5 separate regions of the Homo sapiens genome follow, and all the other regions are linked to region 1. A link is a loop called in an ENCODE intact Hi-C map of the cell type or tissue named here. Cell type or tissue: B cell. All regions are shown on one strand. Region 1 holds the start of TTLL4 (tubulin tyrosine ligase like 4). Region 2 has its middle 12 kb from the start of WNT6. Region 3 has its middle 4.1 kb from the start of WNT10A. Region 4 holds the start of LOC105373882 (a long non-coding RNA gene). Region 5 overlaps CTDSP1 (CTD small phosphatase 1).

Evidence for each region. Hi-C counts contacts between places; a loop is a spot of excess contacts. Peaks named below come from ENCODE experiments on the same cell type or tissue, not always from the same donor. Only the 100,000 strongest peaks of a DNase experiment are listed, where the experiment ranks them.
Region 2: a loop joins it to region 1, with 7 times the contacts of the local background. A loop is called at or near these places in 93 of 110 quality-filtered maps.
Region 3: a loop joins it to region 1, with 3.0 times the contacts of the local background. A loop is called at or near these places in 2 of 110 quality-filtered maps.
Region 4: it touches region 1 in a loop (5-fold over the local background); 9 of 110 quality-filtered maps call a loop at or near these places.
Region 5: it touches region 1 in a loop (18-fold over the local background); 6 of 110 quality-filtered maps call a loop at or near these places.

The regions. Positions count from the first base shown.
Region 1 is chr2:218,709,155-218,713,154 of GRCh38, forward strand. It overlaps TTLL4 (tubulin tyrosine ligase like 4), which reads left to right and starts at 1,681. Exons shown (of 20, transcript NM_014640.5): 1 at 1,681-1,883. It overlaps LOC124907983 (a long non-coding RNA gene), which reads right to left and starts at 2,330. Exons shown (of 2, transcript XR_007088089.1): 1 at 2,066-2,330; 2 at 448-932. RefSeq lists an enhancer at 1,483-1,582 and silencers at 1,963-2,012, 2,023-2,072. In B cell, a CTCF peak has its summit at 1,726; a DNase peak (open chromatin) is centred at 1,707; H3K4me3 peaks cover 1,458 bases; H3K27ac peaks cover 1,198 bases.
Region 2 is chr2:218,845,477-218,849,476 of GRCh38, forward strand. No RefSeq gene overlaps it. Among named protein-coding and RNA genes, the nearest start is that of WNT6, 12 kb to the right of the region's middle. In B cell, CTCF peaks have their summits at 2,396 (motif pointing left) and 2,595; a DNase peak (open chromatin) is centred at 2,375; H3K27me3 peaks cover 1,200 bases.
Region 3 is chr2:218,874,742-218,878,741 of GRCh38, forward strand. It overlaps a transcript of WNT10A not described here. Among named protein-coding and RNA genes, the nearest start is that of WNT10A, 4.1 kb to the right of the region's middle. In B cell, CTCF peaks have their summits at 2,086 (motif pointing right) and 2,288; DNase peaks (open chromatin) are centred at 249, 2,080 and 2,860; H3K27me3 peaks cover 1,703 bases.
Region 4 is chr2:218,896,459-218,900,458 of GRCh38, forward strand. LOC105373882 (a long non-coding RNA gene) reads right to left here and starts at 567. Exons shown (of 3, transcript XR_923916.3): 1 at 283-567. RefSeq lists an enhancer at 1-344 and silencers at 605-874, 1,165-1,284. In B cell, CTCF peaks have their summits at 1,965 (motif pointing left) and 2,165; DNase peaks (open chromatin) are centred at 263, 643 and 1,933; H3K4me3 peaks cover 1,687 bases; H3K27ac peaks cover 1,567 bases; H3K27me3 peaks cover 770 bases.
Region 5 is chr2:218,404,776-218,408,775 of GRCh38, forward strand. It overlaps CTDSP1 (CTD small phosphatase 1), which reads left to right. Exons shown (of 7, transcript NM_021198.3): 7 at 1-1,166. Among named protein-coding and RNA genes, the nearest start is that of MIR26B, 4.1 kb to the left of the region's middle. RefSeq lists a silencer at 1,414-1,793 and enhancers at 1,904-2,113, 2,144-2,293. In B cell, CTCF peaks have their summits at 1,891 and 2,093; DNase peaks (open chromatin) are centred at 56 and 1,816; H3K4me3 peaks cover 1,779 bases; H3K27ac peaks cover 2,466 bases.

The DNA of each region.
Region 1 (4,000 bases):
GGATCCAAACAAGCTGCACTCATTGCATTTGAATATATTTCTTTTTTTTTTCTCAAGAGGGAGTCTTGCTCTGTTGCCCAGGGTGGAATGCAGTGGCACAATCTTGGCTCACTGCAACTTCTGTCTCCTGGGTTCAAGCGATTCTCCTGTCTCAGCCTCCTGAGTAGCTGGGGGCTACAGGTGTGCACCACCATGCCTGGCTAATTTTTGTATTTTTTGTTGGAGACGGGGTTTCACCATGTTGCCCAGGCTGGTCTTGAACTCCTGACCTCAAGTGATCCTCAGAGTGTTGGGATTACAAGTGTGAGCCACTGTACCTGGCCAACATTTGAATATATTTCTTAAATCTCTTATAATCTAAAACATCTCTCCTCATTTTTATACCCTAAAATTGTTGAAGGAAGAAGAGGTCATTTATTCTGTACATTGGCTCACATTCTGGATTTGTTTGATTGCTTTCTTGTAGTGTTATACAGTTGTTTCTCTTTATTTCTTGTTAACTGGAAATTACAGCCAAAACTTGATTAGAGTCACTCAACTTTTTTTTTTACAAAAATACGCTATACTTCATAAATATTTCTGTTCAATTGCATCACATCAAGAAACAATGCTCAGCTGTCCCATGTTTCGTGATCTAAGATTGATTAGTACATGTAGGTTATCTTCAGTGTACATCCTTCAGTGTAAAATTCTCCCATAAATTATCTAATACTTTTAGCATCCATCAACGACTGTTGACTAAATAAGTTATTTATTGAGATCCTTCCTCTGGTCCAGACTGTTTTCATCAGATTAGTTTTATCTTTGTCCCCTTTATTTCTGTAGCCAATTGCCTAGGAAAGATCCTTTCATCTTCCAGCTTTCTTAGATCTCCAAATCTCTCAGGTCTACGGACATCTGAGGCAGGAGCGCGATCTGGCTTGCCTGGGGAGCTAACGAGATAAGGAATTGAGTCAGTATTTCCTAACGTTCACACTTGAAGCCCATAAAGCAGGCAGGTGGTTTTAATTTTGCCCCGCTGGGTGGGTTGGGGTTAGGGAAGGATGGGTTAGAGGGAGGCAGAGTGAATCGGGCAATCTCCCCTTTCCTGCGGTCAAACTCAAAGGCTTTTTCTAGAAATCCTTCAACTGAGCCTGGGCCCTTTGATTTTCAATTGAGGCAAGGCCAAAGAGTCCAGGCCAGGCGTGGGGGCTCCCGTTGTAATCCCAGCGACCAGGAGGCTGATGCAGGAGGATCACTTGAGGCCAAGAGTTTAAGACCAGTCTGGGTAACATAGTGAGACCCTGTCCTGAGAAAAAAAATTTAAAAATAGCCCAGCATGGTGGCGTGCCTGTAGTCCCAGCTACTCGGAAGGCTGGGGGCGGGCGGATCGCTTGAGCAGGAGTTCAAGTTCGCAGTGAGCTATGATCACGTCGCTGCACTCCAGCCTGGGCGACAGAGCGAGATTCTGTCTCTAAAAAAGAAAACAGTCCATAGGGAGTAGGTGGAATTAGAGTAGAAAGAGAGAGTCCTGGATGCTCCGAATGGAGCCTTTCAGAGCTTTAACCACGGGACTACATCTCCCAGAATTCCGCTCGCCGGATCCCACCGCACTGAAGGGACTGCGCGTGCGCGAGTCAGGTGACGACCCGCCCCTACAGGCCCCAGAACCCCCGAGATTCCCCGCGCTTGCCTCCCGCCCTCTTCTTCCAGACTCTCGGTCTGTCCGCTGGGGGCGCGCGCGGTGTGTGGCAGGCGGCAGCGGCGCTGGCGGCCGAGTGCGCTTGTCACGCGTGGCGGTGCGTGGTTGCTAGGGGCGCCTGAGGCTGCCGGGTAGCCCAGCAGGCCGAGGGAGGAAGTAGCGTGGAGCCGGTGCCGAGCCGGGGCGAAGCTGGATCCCCTAGGTGAGTGCGGCTGCGGAGCCAGGGGAGCCGACCCCAGACACTCCGCCGGTCCCACGCTCCCGACCTCCCTCTACCTGAGTCCTTTCGCGCGGGTCCCCAGCCCTCCGGCCACTCTCACCCTAGCCCCGCTTCCTCCCGCCACCTCTCATCCCCCGGGAGGCCAGGGAGCCGCGGCCTCCTACCCGGCCGGGACTTCGCGCCTCCTCGGAGCCCTTCTCCTCTCCGCCACGCCCCGCGAACTTAGTCGGCCTCGCCTCCGGGTGCCCGAACACTGCCTCATCCCCTAGTTATGGCCTCCGAGCTTCCTCTGTCCTGCCGCGCTGAGGTTTAAATTCCCTCTGGGTGTGAGCCCAAGCTCCTCGCAGGCTCCAGGGCCGAATTTAACATGGATATCTGCTTTTTCACTTCTCCATCCTCAGTATCTGTAGAAGAATACGTTCCTAAACTCCACAGATTCAAACAGGATCTGAGATCCTGTGGAATTTAATTCTTCATTCATCAATTCCTTTATTTAATCATTCACTAAACAATTTTTAGTAAACATTGACAAATATTTAATGAGCCTGGGTACAATGGGAGGGATTGAGGGGATAGAGTGGCTAATAGGACAAGCATGTTTTCACGGAATTTACAGTCTAGGAGATTATTAATCAAGTAAACGAGCATTTGCCATACTGTGGTGTGTGCTGTGATAGAACAGGAAATACTTAATCCGGACTTACTTAGAAAACGACATTATTGCCATTCCTCCTGGTCTTCACATTCCCATTCTGGATCTCGGAAATATTTTAATCCTTCCTTGATGAAATCTTCTTTGCTTTCTCAGATACTACAAATCACCTATTCTTTAACTGCAGCACCTGTTGATTTAGCATTTGGGGGACCCTTTGGGACAGTGTTCCATCCCATCCTTCTGTTTCTTGCACTGAATACTGAGACACTGTTTGCATTTAAACCACCCACTTTGTGCTCAGAAAGTTAGCAGCTACTTATATTGGACTGAATCAATCCTTGAAAAATTATCAAGTGTTTTCTGCGAATAGAGAGGTGGGAGGACATTCCAGATACACAGTGGCTTTAGGAAAGGGACAGCAAGTCCTGAAAAGAGAACTGGAAACAGTTTGACAGACCTGGGCTAGATTTGGAGGGAGCCATCCAGTAACAAATAGAAAGAGTGAAGTTAATAGGGGTTAGATCACAAAGGGCCTTGGATGTTTTGCTGAGTTAGAACTATATCCCTGGAGCAGTGGTTTTCAAGCTGGAGTAATCAGGGTTGTAGACTTCCAAGGGATACACTTGCACGTCTAGCTTAACATGAATACATTTCCAGATCCTCAGCTTCCCAGTGAACTTTTTTTTTTTTTTTTGAGACAGAGTCTTGCTCCGTCACCCAGGCTGGAGTGCAATGGCACGATCTTGGCTCACTGCAACTTCCACCTCCTGGGTTCAAGCGATTCTCCTACCTCATTCTCCGGAGTAGCTGGGATTAGAGGCGCATGCTGCCACGCTCGGTTAATTTTTTGTATTTTTTAGTAGAGACGGGGTTTCACCATCTTGGCCAGGCTGGTCTCAAACTCCTGACCTCGTGATTCACCCGCCTCGGCCTCCCAAAATGTTGGGATTACAGGTGTGAGCCACCGCGCCCGGCCCCAATGAACTCTTTTTCTAAAACTTCCCTTACAAAAAAAGGGTAGGAGGCTGTGTGTGGCAAATCCCTCACACTTCCCAAATTTTAATATGGTGTATTGGCCTGAGTGTAAAAATGTCCTCAGATACAAATAAGGACTACTTTGGAAATATTTATTTTCAGGAACACCTCCTTTAGTGATTTAAGTTACCTCCCAACCCAGAAGGCTTGCCAATACACAATCCCATTCGTGTAAACTGTATTCTTTGTTAAGATATTCTGAAAAGAACACAACAGTTAAATGTAACGGGAATGTCTTTTGGGACAATGGAATTTTTAAGTTATTTGGATAAAACTTGCGTAAAATTTTTAAAGAGATTTCTTTTAGTTCAGGTGTGTGTTACTCAGTAAGATAGTTAATACCTATTTTAAGACTGGGTGTTGTGGCTCACACCTGTAAATCCAACACTTTGGGAGCCTGAGGCAGGCT
Region 2 (4,000 bases), 140 kb after region 1:
AAACGTGGTCCACAATCTTTCCACCAGATAATTCTTTTTCACCGTTCAAAAGTAATAGCACATTGTTAGAAAATTCCAAATCAATGTAGACAGGTGTAAAATTGAAGAATAAATCTCCACTTTCTCAGAGTCCCAAGGTAATCTGTAACAGTTTCTTATGTTTTCTTCCAGAAAAGTACCCATTTATAGGATTTATCCTGGATATGCTGTTCGTGTTTCCTCATGAACAGCATGTCTTCACTGTGTCATTATATGTGCCAATTTACGGTATTTGCTATGATATGTGTAATTATTTATCTATTGATGGGCATTCGGGTTGCCTCTAGCTTTCTGAAAAAATTTTGTCTGTTTTGCTAGTACCAATAATGCCCTAACAGGCAGTGTTGTTTAAACATTGTGAAGACATTCAAGAGAAGTCCCTCTCCCTCTCCCTCTCCCTCTCCCTCTCCCTCTCCCTCTCCCCACAGTCTCCCTCTCATGCGGAGCCGAAGCTGGACTGTACTGCTGCCATCTCGGCTCACTGCAACCTCTCTGCCTGATTCTCCTGCCTCAGTCTGCCCAATGCCTGCGATTGCAGGCACGTGCCGCCACGCCTGACTGGTTTTGGTGGAGACGGGGTTTCGCTGTGTTGGCCTGGCCGGTCTCCAGCCCCTAACCGCGAGTGATCCGCCAACCTCGGCCTCCCGAGGTGCCGGGATTGCAGACGGAGTCTCGTTCACTCAGTGCTCAATGGTGCCCAGGCTGGAGTGCAGTGGCGTGATCTCGGCTCGCTACAACCTACACCTCCCAGCCGCCTGCCTTGGCCTCCCAAAGTGCCGAGATTGCAGCCTCTGCCCGGCCGCCACCCCGTCTGGGAAGTGAGGAGTGTCTCTGCCTGGCCGCCCATCATCTGGGATGTGAGGAGCCCCTCTGCCTGGCTGCCCAGTCTGGAAAGTGAGGAGCGTCTCCACCCGGCCGCCATCCCATCTAGGAAGTGAGGAGCGCCTCTTCCCAGCCGCCATCACATCTAGGAAGTGAGGAGCGTCTCTGCCCGGCCGCCCATCGTCTGAGATGTGGGGAGTGCCTCTGCCCCGCCACCCCATCTGGGATGTGAGGAGCGCCTCTGCCCGGCCGAGACCCCGTCTGGGAGGTGAGGAGCGTCTCTGCCCGGCTGCCCCGTCTGAGAAGTGAGGAGACCCTCTGCCTGGCAACCGCCCCGTCTGAGAAGTGAGGAGCCCCTCCGCCCGGCAGCTGCCCCGTCTGAGAAGTGAGGAGCCTCTCCGCCCGGCAGCCACCCCATCTGGGAAGTGAGGAGCGTCTCCGCCCGGCAGCCACCCCGTCCGGGAGGGAGGTGGGGGGTCGCCCCCCGCCCGGCCAGCCGCCCATCCGGGAGGGAGGTGGGGGTGTCGCCCCCCGCCCGGCCAGCCGCCCCGTCCGGGAGGGAGGTGGGGGTGTCGGCCCCCCGCCCGGCCAGCCGCCCTGTCCGGGAGGGAGATGGGGGGGGTCAGCCCGCCCGCCCGGCCAGCCGCCCCGTCCGGGAGGTGAGGGGCGCCTCTGCCCGGCCGCCCCTACTGGGAGGTGAGGAGCCCCTCTGCCCGGCCACCACCCCGTCTGGGAGGTGTGCCCAACGGCTCATTGAGAGCGGGCCAGGATGACAATGGCGGCTTTGTGGAATGGAGGGGCGGGAAAGGTGGGGAAGGGATTGAGAAATCGGATGGTTGCCGTGTCTGTGTAGAAGGAAGTGGACATGGGAGACTTTTCATTTTGTTCTGCACTAAGAAAAATTCCTCTGCCTTGGGATCCTGTTGATCTGTGACCTTACCCCCAACCCTGTGCTCCCTGAAACATGTGCTGTGTCCACTCAGGGTTAAATGGATTAAGGGCGGTGCAAAAAAACAAACAAACAAAAAAAAACATTGTGAAATTACAAATTCATTTTGAACTTAGAAGTAAAAATGATGCATTTGGGTCTTCTGTAAAATTGGATAGTTTTGCATGATGCCAGATGTCTTTTCCCCAAGAGGCATTTAAAAACACTTTTGTAAGCAGAAAGAGAAAGAGTGAAAGGCAAAGTCTCATCTTAAGCTCTCCCCCCACTCCCCTATCCCCAGAAGCCCCCTCTCCCGCACCCTAGAGTCCCCAAGGGAAGATGGTGCTGGAATGGAATGTTACTTTTTAAATACCAAGGGTTTAGGCTGTAATTGCTACTAGCCCAGAGAGGTAAAATGCTTTGCCCTAAACGAGGCCTGGGACCCGGCTCCTTGCCCTGTCCCCAAGCCGAACTCTTCTGAGCAGCGCTGTCCCTGCAGTCAGGCCCTGGGGGACCTCAGTCTGATGCTCACTTTTCCTGTCTCATCTCAGCTCTTTTCCGCCCTCCGCTGGAAGGGCTGAAGAGTGACTCAAATCTGCTCCTTAGGCTCTGGCGCCCTCTGCTGGCTTCGATGATTCACGACAATCCTTAAAAGACGGTGGGAACTACACTCAACCATTCCCGCTCTTCACTGCCATATGGGGAAACTGAGACAGCAAGTGGGGAAGTGATTTGGTCAAGAACTCAAAGCAGGCCGGGAGCGGTGGCTCACGCCTGTAATCCCAGCACTTTGGGAGGCAGAGGCGGGTGGATCACCTGAGGTCAGGAGTTCAAGACCAGCCTGGCCAATATGGTGAAACCCCGTCTCTACTAAAAATACAAAAATTGGCTGGGCGCAATGGCTCAGGCCTGTAATCCCAGCACTTTGGGAGGCCGAAGCAGGCGGATCCCTTGAGCTCAGGAGTTCGTGATCAGCCTGGGCAACATAGTGAAACCCCATTTCTAAAATAAATAAATAAGTTAGCGCGCCTGTAGCCCCAGCTACTCGGAAGGCTGAGGTGGGAGGACGGCTTGAGCCCAGGAGGTGGAGGTTGCAGTCAGCCAGGATTGCACCACTGCACTCCAGCCTGAGCGACAGAGTAAGACCCTGTCTCAAACAACAACGACAATGATAGCAACAACAACAACCATTCGAAGCAAATCATCTCCTAGGATCAGGATTTGGACCTTCTGACCCTTCTTCCAGCACTGCTTCCAGCACACCATTGTTGGAAGGAATGGAGAAGGCACAGAGATGTCATCCACTGGGGCGGTATGCCTTTCTACCTATTCAGGCGGAAACCCCTGGACTGGAGAAGTAAATGCTCAGCTGAACTCGTCCTTTGCTCTGCTCAGAAGCAGTGGGTCCTGCTGCTCCCTCTGGGATGCTTCATTCCTCCCCTCTGCACATGGATAGGTTTAATAGCCCTCGGCATAGGCTGCGCGTCCCCAAATGCAGTTATTCATAGGCCCTTTTATGTATTTTTGCCATATCTGTGTACCACCTGCACTACTATAATTATTTTATTTTATTTTTATTTATTTTTTCTGAGACGGAGTCTCACTCTGTCGCCCAGGCTGGAGTGCAATGGTACAATCTCGGTTCACTGCAACCTCCGCCTCCTGTGTTCAAGCAATTCTCCTATCTCAGCCTCCTGAGTAGCTGCAACTACAGGTGCCCACCACCACACCCAGCTAGTGTGTGTGTGTGTGTGTGTGTGTGTGTGTGTGTGTCCTGAGACAGAGTTTCATTTTTGTTGCCCAGGCTGGAGTGCAATGGCGCGATCTCGGCTCACTGCAACCTCTGCCTCCCAGGTTCAGACGATTCTCCTGTCTCAGCTTCCTGAGTAGCTGAGATTATAGGCGTGTGCCGCCATGCCTGGCTAATTTTTGCATTTTTAGTAGAGACAGGATCTCACCATGTTGATCAGGCTGGTCTCGAACTCCTGACCTCAGGTGATCCACCTGCCAATTTTTGTATTTTTAGTAGAGACGGGGTTTCACCATGTTGGCCAGGCTAGTCTTGAACTCCTGACCTCAGGTGATCCACCCGCCTCTGCCTCCCAAAGTGCTGGGATTACAGGTGTGAGCCACTGCGCCTGGCCCTATTTTATTTTTTGAGATAGTGCTTCACTTTGTCATCCAGGCTGTAGTGCAGTGGTCTGATCATAG
Region 3 (4,000 bases), 170 kb after region 1:
AGCTTTGGGGTCAGACACTCTGGGTTTGCAGTTGGTGCTGCTGCTTAGAACTTTACAACAGAGGCCAAATTAGCCTCATTTTCTTTATACAAAGGGATTTCGCTCTGTTTCAGTTATCCATTGCTACATAACAAACAACCCCAAAGTAATCACTTCTCAGGATTTTTGAGGTCATGATTGGTCAGAACTCAGCTTGGTAGGTCTGCTCTATATAGCAGAACCATTGGCTTGGGTTCACATGGCTGCATTCTGCTGGAGTCTCCACTGTGCTGTGCTGGACAGTCCAAGAAGCCCCCACTCACATGTCTAGGGCACAGAGCTTCTCTTGTGCTCTCATTCTCTCCATGTGGCTAACCTGGGCTTCCTCGCTGCATGTTAGCCTTAGGATAGTCAGACTTCTTACATAAGACTGACTTTCTTTTTTTTTTTTTTTTTTTTTTTTTTTTTTTTTTTTTTTTTTTTTTTGAGATGGAGTCTCGCTCTGTTGCCCAGGCTGGAGTGCAGTGACGTGATCTCAGCTCACTGCAAGTTCTGCCTCCTGGGTTCATGCCATTCTCCTGCCTCAGCCTCCCAAGTAGCTGGGACTACAGGCGCCCACCACCACACTTGGATACGTTTTTTTGTATTTTTAGTAGAGATGGGGTTTCACCGTGTTAGCCAAGACGGTCTTGATCTCCTGACCTCGTGATCCGCCTGCCTTGGCCTCCCAAAGTGCTGGGATTACAGGCGTGAGCCACCGCGCCCGGCCAAAACTGACTTTCAAAGGAAAGTGTACCAAACTTGAAGGCAGAAGCTGTAAGTATCTTCTCAAGTCCAGCTTTGGAAGTTACATAGCATCACTGTAACTGTGTATTGGTCAAAACAGTTCACAGAGCCAGGCAAAATTCAAAGGGAGGGAAAATTAATTCCACCTCTCAATGGGAGGAGTGGCAAATAATTTGCAGCCATCATAATCTGTCCCACACCCTCACAGGATTGTTGGGAGAATTTTTTTTTGAGATATGAAAGCCTTTAGCATAGCTTGTGACACATAATTTGTCAAACATATGTTTAGTAAATGATAGTTACTGTGAGAATGGGGACAGACATATGATGCTTTGCAGATATTGGGCAGGCCCTGATTGCAAATGAAGATACCTGACTTTTAGCTGAGGCCAAACAGAAATAATGAATGGCTTTTATACCAGGGAAGTCCAGAGGTTAGTCTGAATTCAGGTACAGCTGAACCCAGGGGCTCACGTGGTGTCACAGGCTTCTTTCTCATCTCCTTCCCTCTCCCTCGCCTCTGCATCTATTGTTTCTGCTTATCTCTGCCTCTCTTGGCATACTGTCCTCATTATCTCCTCCTGCAGACTTTCTCCATGACAGCTCTATATGCAGTCTTAGATCCAAAAGCAGAAGAATGACTTTCCCAGTTGTCTCCAACAGAAGTCCCAAGGAAGACCTTGCTTAGTTCAGCTTGGTCATTTGCCTATTCCTGAACCAATAATGGTGTCTAGGGAGATGTACTACCATGCCTGGGATTGACAGCCTCTCTAGAACCACAGGGGGGTGGGGCAGGCACAGGGAGCAAAGCACAGTCCTTCAAATGAAACAGAAGGAAAGGGAGCTCGTTCTGGATGTGACAGACCCTCACCGTGGCTTCCAGGACCCCTGTCCTTCCCCCGCAATGCCCCTGCATTCACTCGGTGACCTAGCCTGCTTCAATCCTCAAGGCTCATGGTGGGGAGGGGTGTCAGGCTGCAGTGGGAAGGTTGAGGCACCAGGGTTTTCCTTTCTGCCTCCTCTTGGCTCCCTTGGGTCAAATGTCTGGGCCTCAGGGAAGTCATGGAGAATTTGGACTTAGAACTCCTTGACCAAAGGAAACTCTGTTAACTTACCAAAGGAGACAGTGGAAATACATTATGGTCCACATAGAGGAGAAATGAAGCTCCCTGAGGGCAAGGTTTATATTCACAGATCTGCCTTCCCCAAAGCTCTGCTCTTATCTTCAAACAAACAAAAAAACCAAACAAGCCCAAAACCCAAACTCCTGCACTTCTCTCAGAGACCACCAGAGGGCATGCGGAGCCCAGCTTCTCTATTAACAGGGAGCGACAGACAGGACCTGCAGGACATCTGGGAAACTCAGAGAGTGGTGGGCAGGAGAGGATAGGACTGAAAGGAAGCAAGGAGACCTACAGACAGCTTGGGTCAAGCTTCTAGGGTTCCAGACTGTCTGGGACGTCTGGGCTGGCCCAGACCTAGGGCTGGGATGCCAGCCTCCCAGACTCTACCACTGCTGGGTCCTGCAGGGGGTGAGATAGGGTGGAAGATGCTGGACATCTTCCTCCACAATGCCAGGGAGGGAAGCTGGGGAAGTGGCATGAACTGGCACCATTCTAGGCAGGTTAAAAGGAATTCAGAGGAAGTTGTATGGTACAATGAAAAATGCCTTGTTTGCTAGCTTGACCTTGGTCAAGTCAGTTAACCTATCTGAGCACTTCCTATCACCTAATAGGGGTCCCTGATTGCTTTTTAGCACATTGTGAGAATGCACTTCCATCTTTAAACTGCTGGCCACATGTTACTGGTCCATCTTCTGTTACCAAGCCCTGAAGGCGTCTGGGCACTGCCTTCTATGAAGGGTGGGAGTGATTACCAGAAGGCACCATTGGGACTTCTAGCCTTATCTTCTTTGAGCCCAGAGATAGATCTGTGCTGTTGCCCTGCTGCCTGGGAAGGGGCCGGAAGTAGAGTTCCCACCACCACCCACCCCTGCTCATCCAGCTGCTCAGCCTCAGGCAGTCTGAGCCATCAAAGTCCCCTGCTGGCTGAATGGCAGGGGACATGTGGAACTGGGGAGATGGGGGAAGTGCAAAGAGGCACCCCAGATGTGTGTGTGACCACATCAGGAACAGGCGGAACACAGGCAGATGGGTGAGGAGGCCGAGTGGAAGGCCTAGGATCAGCCTGAGGCCACGGGCTCGGGGAACAATTCCCTTCCCTTTCAATGACCAAACACATTGGGAGTTTGGGGAGACTGCAGCAGCAAGCCATTCCCCCTTACCTTGCTGAGGGTTGGTGGCCTCTGAGGCCTGGACAATGGAATGAAGAGCCTCCTTATTGGTCTGTGGCTCCTTGGCGTTCTTCTTCAGCAAGACAAACTTCTCCAGCTGGGCACCAGGACTGGGCTGGGGCTGGACTGGGCTAGGCTGGGGCTGTGAGGGTCCCACCTGTTCTCACCCCCATGCTTCCCCGGCCCTTCCTCCCTGTGACCTTCTCCAGAGCTGCCACAGCTGGAACCATTCTCCAAGCTGCCTTTCATCCCCAGTGCTCCCCCGCCCCCCAGTGGCCCCTGTAATTGTGGTCTTAGGCGGCGGCTGCGGGGGCTGGGGCTGGGCTGAGGGCCAGGGCCCAGGGCAGGGCCAGGGTGGGGACTAGGGGGTGCTGATAGGGGCTTGGCCATGGTGTGGGTCATTTGGGGCTGGGACCCCAGGGGCAGACAGTCTCTGGGCCTCACCTACATACATGCCAAGGCTCTGGACCAACACAGACTCTCCCCTCCCTTCACTGAGAAGTGCTCTGACTTGGGCACTCCTAGACCCTCCTGACACCAGGGCAGAGCCACGCCTGAGTGCAAGCCTCAGTATCACTATTTGCCTCCGGAGGCTTTTTTGTTTTTTTTTAAGAAAGGGTTTTCTCGGTCTCCTTTGCACCTCTGTATTTCACAGACAGTGGAGGTGGGGAAGAAAAGAGACCCCCTCATCAGAGAGATGCCAAAGGAAACTAAATCAGCTCCTCAACCAGGTCAGCAGCGTTTCCCAAAAGGAGTCCCCACCAGAATCACTGGGGATGCTAGCTAGAAAGACAGACACCCAGGCCTTTCCCTGGAAAGGCTGATTCAACTTCATGGGGCCTGGAATCCGCATTCCCACAATGGCCCACCCCAGGGGACACTTGTGCTGCATCAAGCGTGGGAAATGCTAGTGTGAGCGCGTGATGGGGAATAAGGACATCT
Region 4 (4,000 bases), 190 kb after region 1:
GGTGAGAAACAAGGTCAGGGTCATCCCGGAGCTCCCCCTACTTCCCCCAAATTAATGTGCCCCCAGCTAGCCCCTGGCAGGGGGCCTTCCACGTTGGAGTGTGGCCAGGCTCTAGTCACAGCCCCCTTCTCTCCTCCTCCCCCCACTTCTCATGTGGTTGCCGGCAGCTGCCTGCGGTCGCCCCAGCCCCTGCCCTCAAGGCACAGGGACTTTCCAACAGGGGAAAAAATGACTTAATGAGAGTGAGAGCTGGGGGCGGGAGGGACAGGTCCCTGTAATCACCGCTCGGCTGTGGGGCCTGCGCTCCTCCGGGCCCTTCCCCGGCTTCCTGCTGCCAGCGCCTCCCTCGGGCTCCGGTTGGGGAGGAGGACAAGCTGGCGACTGGGGTATCCCTTTTCAGGTGCCAGGCTTTCAGGGGCCCCAGATGCTTTTGCTCCCTAGGCTCGCGGTGTATGGAAGCTGGGACATCCCATGATTCCTCTCTGGACCTTGTCCTTGAAGTTAGGGTTGGCGCATAGGAGGTCTCTCCCTGGAGCGGCTAACCCCTGCTGGTGGGTTGGGAGGTATAGGATGGTGAGGAAGCCCTTTGCCACTTCGCGGCTGCGCACTTTGGAATGCCCCCGGTTACTGTGGTAACCAGGGCAGCCGAGGTGTGTCCTCGGGGCTGGGAGGCGCCCGCCCCCCCACCTTTTCTCGCCGCCCGCGGGGCCAGGCCGGGCCGCTGCGGTGCGCGGGGGTGGGGGTGTGCCGTTACCATGGCAAGGGTGCGCAAGGAGGGCACATTCTTCCCCAGGGTGGGAGCGCCCTGGGGATACAAGAAGGGGGGTAACCGAGGCAGCAGAAAGGGGAGGGGGGTCAGAATGAGGGAGGAGTCTCGGACTAGACTAACCAGGGCTTCTGGGGTTTGGGTGGGGAGTTTGGAATCTGCCCCCACCACCCCCGCAGCTCTCCCGAGGCATCCCGCTCCTCCTCCTTTCACCCTCGCTGGGGTTCAACCTCCCCCCAACCCACGAAACCCCAGTTTCCGGGGAAGGGATCCCCGGCTACCTACCCAAAGGCCTTTGGCTTCCTCCAAAGCCGGGCCTGAAGAGCTAAGGGGCCCGCTCCCTTCCCCCCAGTGGAGTTGCAGCCCAGACTGCTGGCCAAAGCCCTGCAATTAAGCCCCTCGCCCGCCCCTGCGCCGCCCGCCCGTCCTCCGCCAGGCCGGGTCTGCGCCGCCAATTGCAGCAGCACGCAGCAGCTGATTACCCCTACCGGAGCCTGGGGAGCGGCCAGGGGTGGGGACAGCGGGCAGGTCAAGGGGGCAGGGTCCCTGGGGTTGTCCCTGGCCCCGGGGTCCTTCACTGGAGCTTCTGATTCTAGCGCAGCTTCTCCGCCCCAAACAATATGGGGAGAAGGGGTCTGCTCAGTACTCCATCCTGCTGTGCCTCAGTTTCTCACTCCTCCACTGCACACCGCACCCAGAGCAGAAAGAGCTCAGAAACGGTCTGTGTGTATGTGTGGATGTTAGAACATCTGGAGTTAAGGGCTGGATTCTCCACAAGTTCAAGGCCTTAAAGTCCAGCTCTCTTTCCGGCTGCAGACTGCCGCGTGGGTCTCTCCTGGCCCTGCGCCCCGCCCTGTGGACCCCTCTCGGTCATGCTGAGGCAGCCTAGGGCCGCGGGCAGCCCAGACTGCACTTTGGTGGGTATCAGAAAACGTCCCGCCTGGGTGGGAGGCGCCCCTCTTCTGCCCTACAGGGGAAGGCAATCCGGGAGTCTGCAGAGCAGCGACAGTGGAGTGCTCTGCCACCACCCTTGCCCCCTGCCGTCCCTTCTTCGCCCATCCCTCCTCCGCCTGCGGGTCTGCAGGGGCTCGGGTAGGGCTTCGCGCCTCCCGCGGTCCAGCTGTCTACATCTGGCCAGCAGCTGGGAGCCGCCCACCGCGAACTGCTGAGGACACAGCGCCCTCTGTTGGTGAGAGGCGGCGGCGCATCAGCTTTCGGGCCTTGGGGCGCGTAGCCCCAGTTAATTGGGTGGGTCTCGGGTTCAACTCATCCGCTGCCCTTTGACTTGGGAACCACCCGCCCTCTGCCTCGCACGGCGCCCAAATCCGACTTCACGGGCCCATTGCTTTCCGCCGGCCGCGGCCTTGCTGGCCCTCTTTCCTCCGTCCCTGTGTGCTTAAAACCCAGCTCAGCGACCTAGCTAGCTGTCCACCAACCTCCCATTTTTCCAGTTGTCTCAGCTTCGTCCCGCAGGTTCTGCGGCACTATCTCTCCGCGCCCAACGTAAAAGTCCTTAAATAGGAACATGATTACATAAGTCACCGCCCATTTGCTCAATGGAATTCCTCGCCGCGTCCTTAAAAATGAGGCGTTTGAAATATATTTAGTTCCTGAGACCGTGTTTGCTCTAAATGGATGGGGGGTGGAGGAGAAGATGCAAGACACAAAATAGCACAAGGCAGGGTCCCTCTTTAACGGCAAAAAATTATACATGCGATTTGCATTTTAGAAGTCTCAAATAGACATCAAAATGCTAACAAATTATTTTTGGATGGTGGGTGTATAGGTGGCTTAAAATTTGTTCTCTATCTGCATTTTCCATTTGTCTATAAGGAACGTGTGTTACTTGGGCACATTAATAATTCTATATACAGATTATTTTCTCCCAAAATGTGAGCATCAAATTATATCATTAGATTGCACTAAATTTTATTTAACTCAATTTATGTAATTTTGTTTGGGACAGGGTCTCGCCCTGCCGCCCAGGCTGGAGTGCAGTGGTGCAATCAAGGCTTGCTGCAGCCTCGACATCCAGAGCTCAAGCGATTCTCCCACCTCAGCCTCCCGAGTAGTTGGGACTACAGGACTACAGGCGCATGCCACCACGACCGTCTTTTTTTTTCTTTTAGAGGCGGAGTCTCGCTTTGTATTTTAAGCTGGTCTCTGAACTCCTGGGCTCAAGTTATCCTCCCGCCTCCAATTCCCAAAGTGTTGGGGTTACAGAGACTGAGCCACTGCCCCTGGCCAGAATACACTAAATTTTTTAAAAGATCCCGTTTAAAACTAGGAATTGGGGGACCTGGCCTCCTGACAAGAGCTAATATAATTATGTCATTGTGATTTTCTTTTTAAAACTGTAATGGTTTGTAGTGAGAACAGGTTTCCAATCTCTGAATCCCAGGGCCCAGGGAAGTCAAGAAGTTGTTAATTGCTTCCATGCGGAAGCCAAATCCATATGCACATTCAGTATTGTCTGTGAATGAATAATGGGTTTATTTTCCATTGCATTGCACATGTATGAAGATGCTGCCATGATTAATAATGTAGAAAATTTGTAAATAGTTTAATACCTTTTTAAAAATTCTCTTCTGTCTTTTTGCAATATTACACATTATTAGCTGCCCTCTCCTTACACATATGGAACCCTTTGGTGTCAGTGGTTGATATTGCACTGCCTCAACCTCCTCTCATTCTCCACTGCCTCAGGGATTTCATTCACTCCTTCCTTGTCTTTTTCTTTTGAAATAATTTCAACGGTATAGAAAAGTTACAATGATATACAAAGAATTTCCCCCTTTCCTGAACCACTTATGAGTAAGTTGCCTCCATGATGCCTCATTACTCCCTAATATTTTATTTTATTTTATATTATTTTATTTTATTTTATTATTTTTATTTTATTTTATTTTATTTGAGACGGAGTCTCTCTCTGTCTCCCAGGCTAGAGTGCAGTGGTGCGATCTCGGCTCACTGCAAGCTCCACCTCCCGGGTTCACGCCATTCTCCTGCCTCAACCTCCTGAGTAGCCGGGACTACAGGCACCCGCCACCACGCCCAGCTAATTTTTTTTAATGTTTTTAGTAGAGACGGGGTTTCACCGTGTTAGCCAGGATGGTCTCGATCTCCTGACCTCGTGATCCACCCACTTCGGCCTCCCAAAGTGCTGGGATTACAAGCGTGAGCCACCGAGCCCGGTGACTCCCTAATATTTTAATATATATTTCCTACAAATGA
Region 5 (4,000 bases), 300 kb before region 1:
AGGGTTCCTGCCTTGGACCCCCAGTCTGGGAACGGTGGACATCAAGTGCCTTGCATAGAGCCCCCTCTTCCCCGCCCAGCTTTCCCAGGGGCACAGCTCTAGGCTGGGAGGGGAGAACCAGCCCCTCCCCCTGCCCCACCTCCTCCCTTGGGACTGAGAGGGCCCCTACCAACCTTTGCCTCTGCCTTGGAGGGAGGGGAGGTCTGTTACCACTGGGGAAGGCAGCAGGAGTCTGTCCTTCAGGCCCCACAGTGCAGCTTCTCCAGGGCCGACAGCTGAGGGCTGCTCCCTGCATCATCCAAGCAATGACCTCAGACTTCTGCCTTAACCAGCCCCGGGGCTTGGCTCCCCCAGCTCTGAGCGTGGGGGCATAGGCAGGACCCCCCTTGTGGTGCCATATAAATATGTACATGTGTATATAGATTTTTAGGGGAAGGAGAGAGGGAAGGGTCAGGGTAGAGACACCCCTCCCTTGCCCCTTTCCTGGGCCCAGAAGTTGGGGGGAGGGAGGGAAAGGATTTTTACATTTTTTAAACTGCTATTTTCTGAATGGAACAAGCTGGGCCAAGGGGCCCAGGCCCTGTCCTCTGTCCCTCACACCCCTTTGCTCCGTTCATTCATTCAAAAAAACATTTCTTGAGCACCTTCTGTGCCCAGCATATGCTAGGCCCACCAGCTAAGTGTGTGTGGGGGGTCTCTACGCCAGCTCATCAGTGCCTCCTTGCCCATCCTTCACCGGTGCCTTTGGGGGATCTGTAGGAGGTGGGACCTTCTGTGGGGTTTGGGGATCTCCAGGAAGCCCGACCAAGCTGTCCCCTTCCCCTGTGCCAACCCATCTCCTACAGCCCCCTGCCTGATCCCCTGCTGGCTGGGGGCAGCTCCCAGGATATCCTGCCTTCCAACTGTTTCTGAAGCCCCTCCTCCTAACATGGCGATTCCGGAGGTCAAGGCCTTGGGCTCTCCCCAGGGTCTAACGGTTAAGGGGACCCACATACCAGTGCCAAGGGGGATGTCAAGTGGTGATGTCGTTGTGCTCCCCTCCCCCAGAGCGGGTGGGCGGGGGGTGAATATGGTTGGCCTGCATCAGGTGGCCTTCCCATTTAAGTGCCTTCTCTGTGACTGAGAGCCCTAGTGTGATGAGAACTAAAGAGAAAGCCAGACCCCTATCCTGCTTCTGTGGTTATTGCGGGGGACTTCAGCAAGTGGGGTGTGTGCCTTGCACCTGCGGCTGCCGTGGGCCCCCCCCCCCCCGCTTCAGCACACCTAGAGGGCTGTTGGTGGAGGGAGGGGCTGCCCGGCCCTCGACACTTCAGGTGGGAAGGGCAGCGTCAGAGCACAAATTTGAGCCTCCAGGCTGTGCTCGTCTACGTCTTCCCGCCTCGGGTATGTGGTCTGCAAAATGGAGATGTGCCCTATTGGCAGGACTAATTAAGTGCCTGGACACAGACGACAGGATACTAGTAGCTGGAAAGCAAAATTCGAAGGCCTGGGTAGGGGCAGTCCTGGAATGCGGCGGGGGAGGGGGCGTGGCCTCTGCCCTGGAGCAGAGGGGCGGGGCTTGTGCGGCTCCGAAGGCAGAGGCGGGGAGCGGGGCGAGGCTCTGGGTGGAGGCTCCAGCGGCAGAACTTGTTGGCCTGGGTGCGGCGGGCTCCGGCGCCTGGCTCTGCCGGGCGGCCTGGGTGGGGCCGGCGCCGGGGCTCGGCCCCCCCCGCCCCTCTGCGGCCTCTGAGCAGCCATTGGCCGCGCCCCCGCCCCACTTCCCGCCCCGCCCCGCGTCCGGGAGGCACTTCCTTTGCGAAACCGCGCGGCCCCAGGCGCCGGCAGGAAATGCCCTCCCGCCGTCCCCAGCCAGCCTTTGCTTGCTTCCCACGCCAGCCGCTAGAGGCCTCCCTGTCCTCGCGGACGCAGGAACTCCCCGGGGGCTGGAAAGATGGGGCCCACCTCACTCACCCCTTTCCCGGGGGTCGGGCGTTTCTGGAGCCCCCACCGCACACACCCAGGGAAGAAGGGGGAAATGCCTCTCAGGTGTTGGTGCCTGCGCCCCAGCTCCACCTCCCCATCGTGTCTGCTCAACACCTTACCTCCTGAATCCAGCCCCCAGGCGGCCTCTTGGTGCCCCAGACGCTGATCGGTCCCCAAGTCTGTGTGAGGGGGAGTCAGCGCTGTGTGAAGCCGCCCTTTGTCCTCCTTCCACTACTTTTCTCTGGTAAAAAAGATTCAAGAAGCACCCTGGAAAAACCTGCAGTTACCCTAGTCTCAGTTTTGGCCTGGGCTGGACCACAAGAGCCCTTGGCTATATAAATTCACAGTCCTCTCCGGTCTCTGCCCTCATCCTCGGGTCCTGCTCTTATTTCCTGCTCTCCATGCAAACACTGATCCTCCCAGATGTGCATCGCAGAGGCCAGATAAACACGCAAAGGAGCTCCAGACTTTGAGACCACAGTGAGGCTTCCCCACCACCACCACCTACACACCCTGTACCCACATGAAGTTCAAGTCAACCACATGTATCGGGTGCGTACTGTGTGCCAGGCACCGTGCCAGGACCAGGCTGTGCCTCTGCTCTCAGGGAACTCACATCCTAGGGTGGAGAGAAAGAAACGTGAACAGATGGTCACTGCAATTCTGCAAATGCAGCACGGGAGAACCATGGAAGGCGGGTGAGGACAGGGGACACCTAGCCCTACTTGGGCAGCCCTGGAGGATTGGAAAACACTCCCTGCAGTAGCGAGGCTCAGAGGAGTTTGGAAATGAGGAAATGAGGCCGCAGAATGCAGGAGGGGGTAGATTATGCAGATCTATGGCCAGACCAAGGGAGTGGCCTTTCTTTTTTTCTTTTTTTTCTTTTCTTTTTTTTTTTTTTTTTTTTTTTTGAGACGAGGTCTCTGTCTCCCAGGCTAATGTGCAAAGGCATGATCATGGCTCACTGCAGCCTCAACCTCCTGGGCTCAGGCCATCCTCCCGCTTCAGCCTGTAGGAGTATTTGGGACTACAGGCATGCACCACCACGCCTGGCTAATTTTTAAATTTTTTTTTGTGGAGATGGGTTCTTACTATGTTGTCCAGGCTGGTCTGGAACTTCTAGGCTCAAGCGATCCTCCCACCTCAGCCTCTGAAAGTCCTGGGATTGCAGGTGTGAGCCACCGCGCCTGGCTGGGAGTAGCCTTTTTCTTGCAGGCAGAGGGTGCCTTTGAGGAACCCTGAGCAGGAGTGAGCTGTGCTGAAACCTGGCAGCTGCACGTTGGAAGCTAAATTAGGCGTACAAGGATACAAGACCCTATTGGGAGACCACAGGCGTGGTCCCAAACATGGAGGATGAAGACCTGAACTTAGGCAGAATAAAGAGGAAAGGAAGGGGCCGGGTGCAGTGGCTCACACCTGTAATCCCAGCACTTTGGGAGGCCGAGGCGGGCAGATTGCCTGAGCTCGGGAGTTCAAAACCAGCCTGGGCAAAATGGCGAAACCCCATCTCTACTACAAATTCAAAAAAAAAAAAAATTAGCCTGCCGTGGTGGCAGGCGCCTGTAATTCCAGCTACTCAGGAGGCTGAGGCAGGAGAACCACTTGAACCCGGGAGGCAGAGCTTGCAGTGAGCCGAGATCACACCACTGTACTCCAGCCTGGGCGACAGAGCAAGACTGTCTCAAAAAAGAGGAAAGGAAGGAGGGATGGATGTGACATAGGAGATAAACTTGGCAGGAAGAGGTGGCTAGCTGGCCCTGGGGGCAGGAGTGGAGGAGTTGGAGGAAGGTGATGTCTTCTGGCTTTGGAGATGTCAGATGTGAAAATGTCTCTACTAGAGCCTGGTGTGGGGCAGAGATTCCCTGTTTGCTTGTAACACACACACACACACACACAATCACTCCAGAGGATGTAGGGAAACAGGCCTGTAAACTGGTGCAACCTCCTTGGAAAGTGATTTGAGAATATCCATATGTATATAAAAATTTTTTTTTTTTTTTTGAGACAGAGTCTCGCTCTGTTGCCCAGGCTGGAGAGC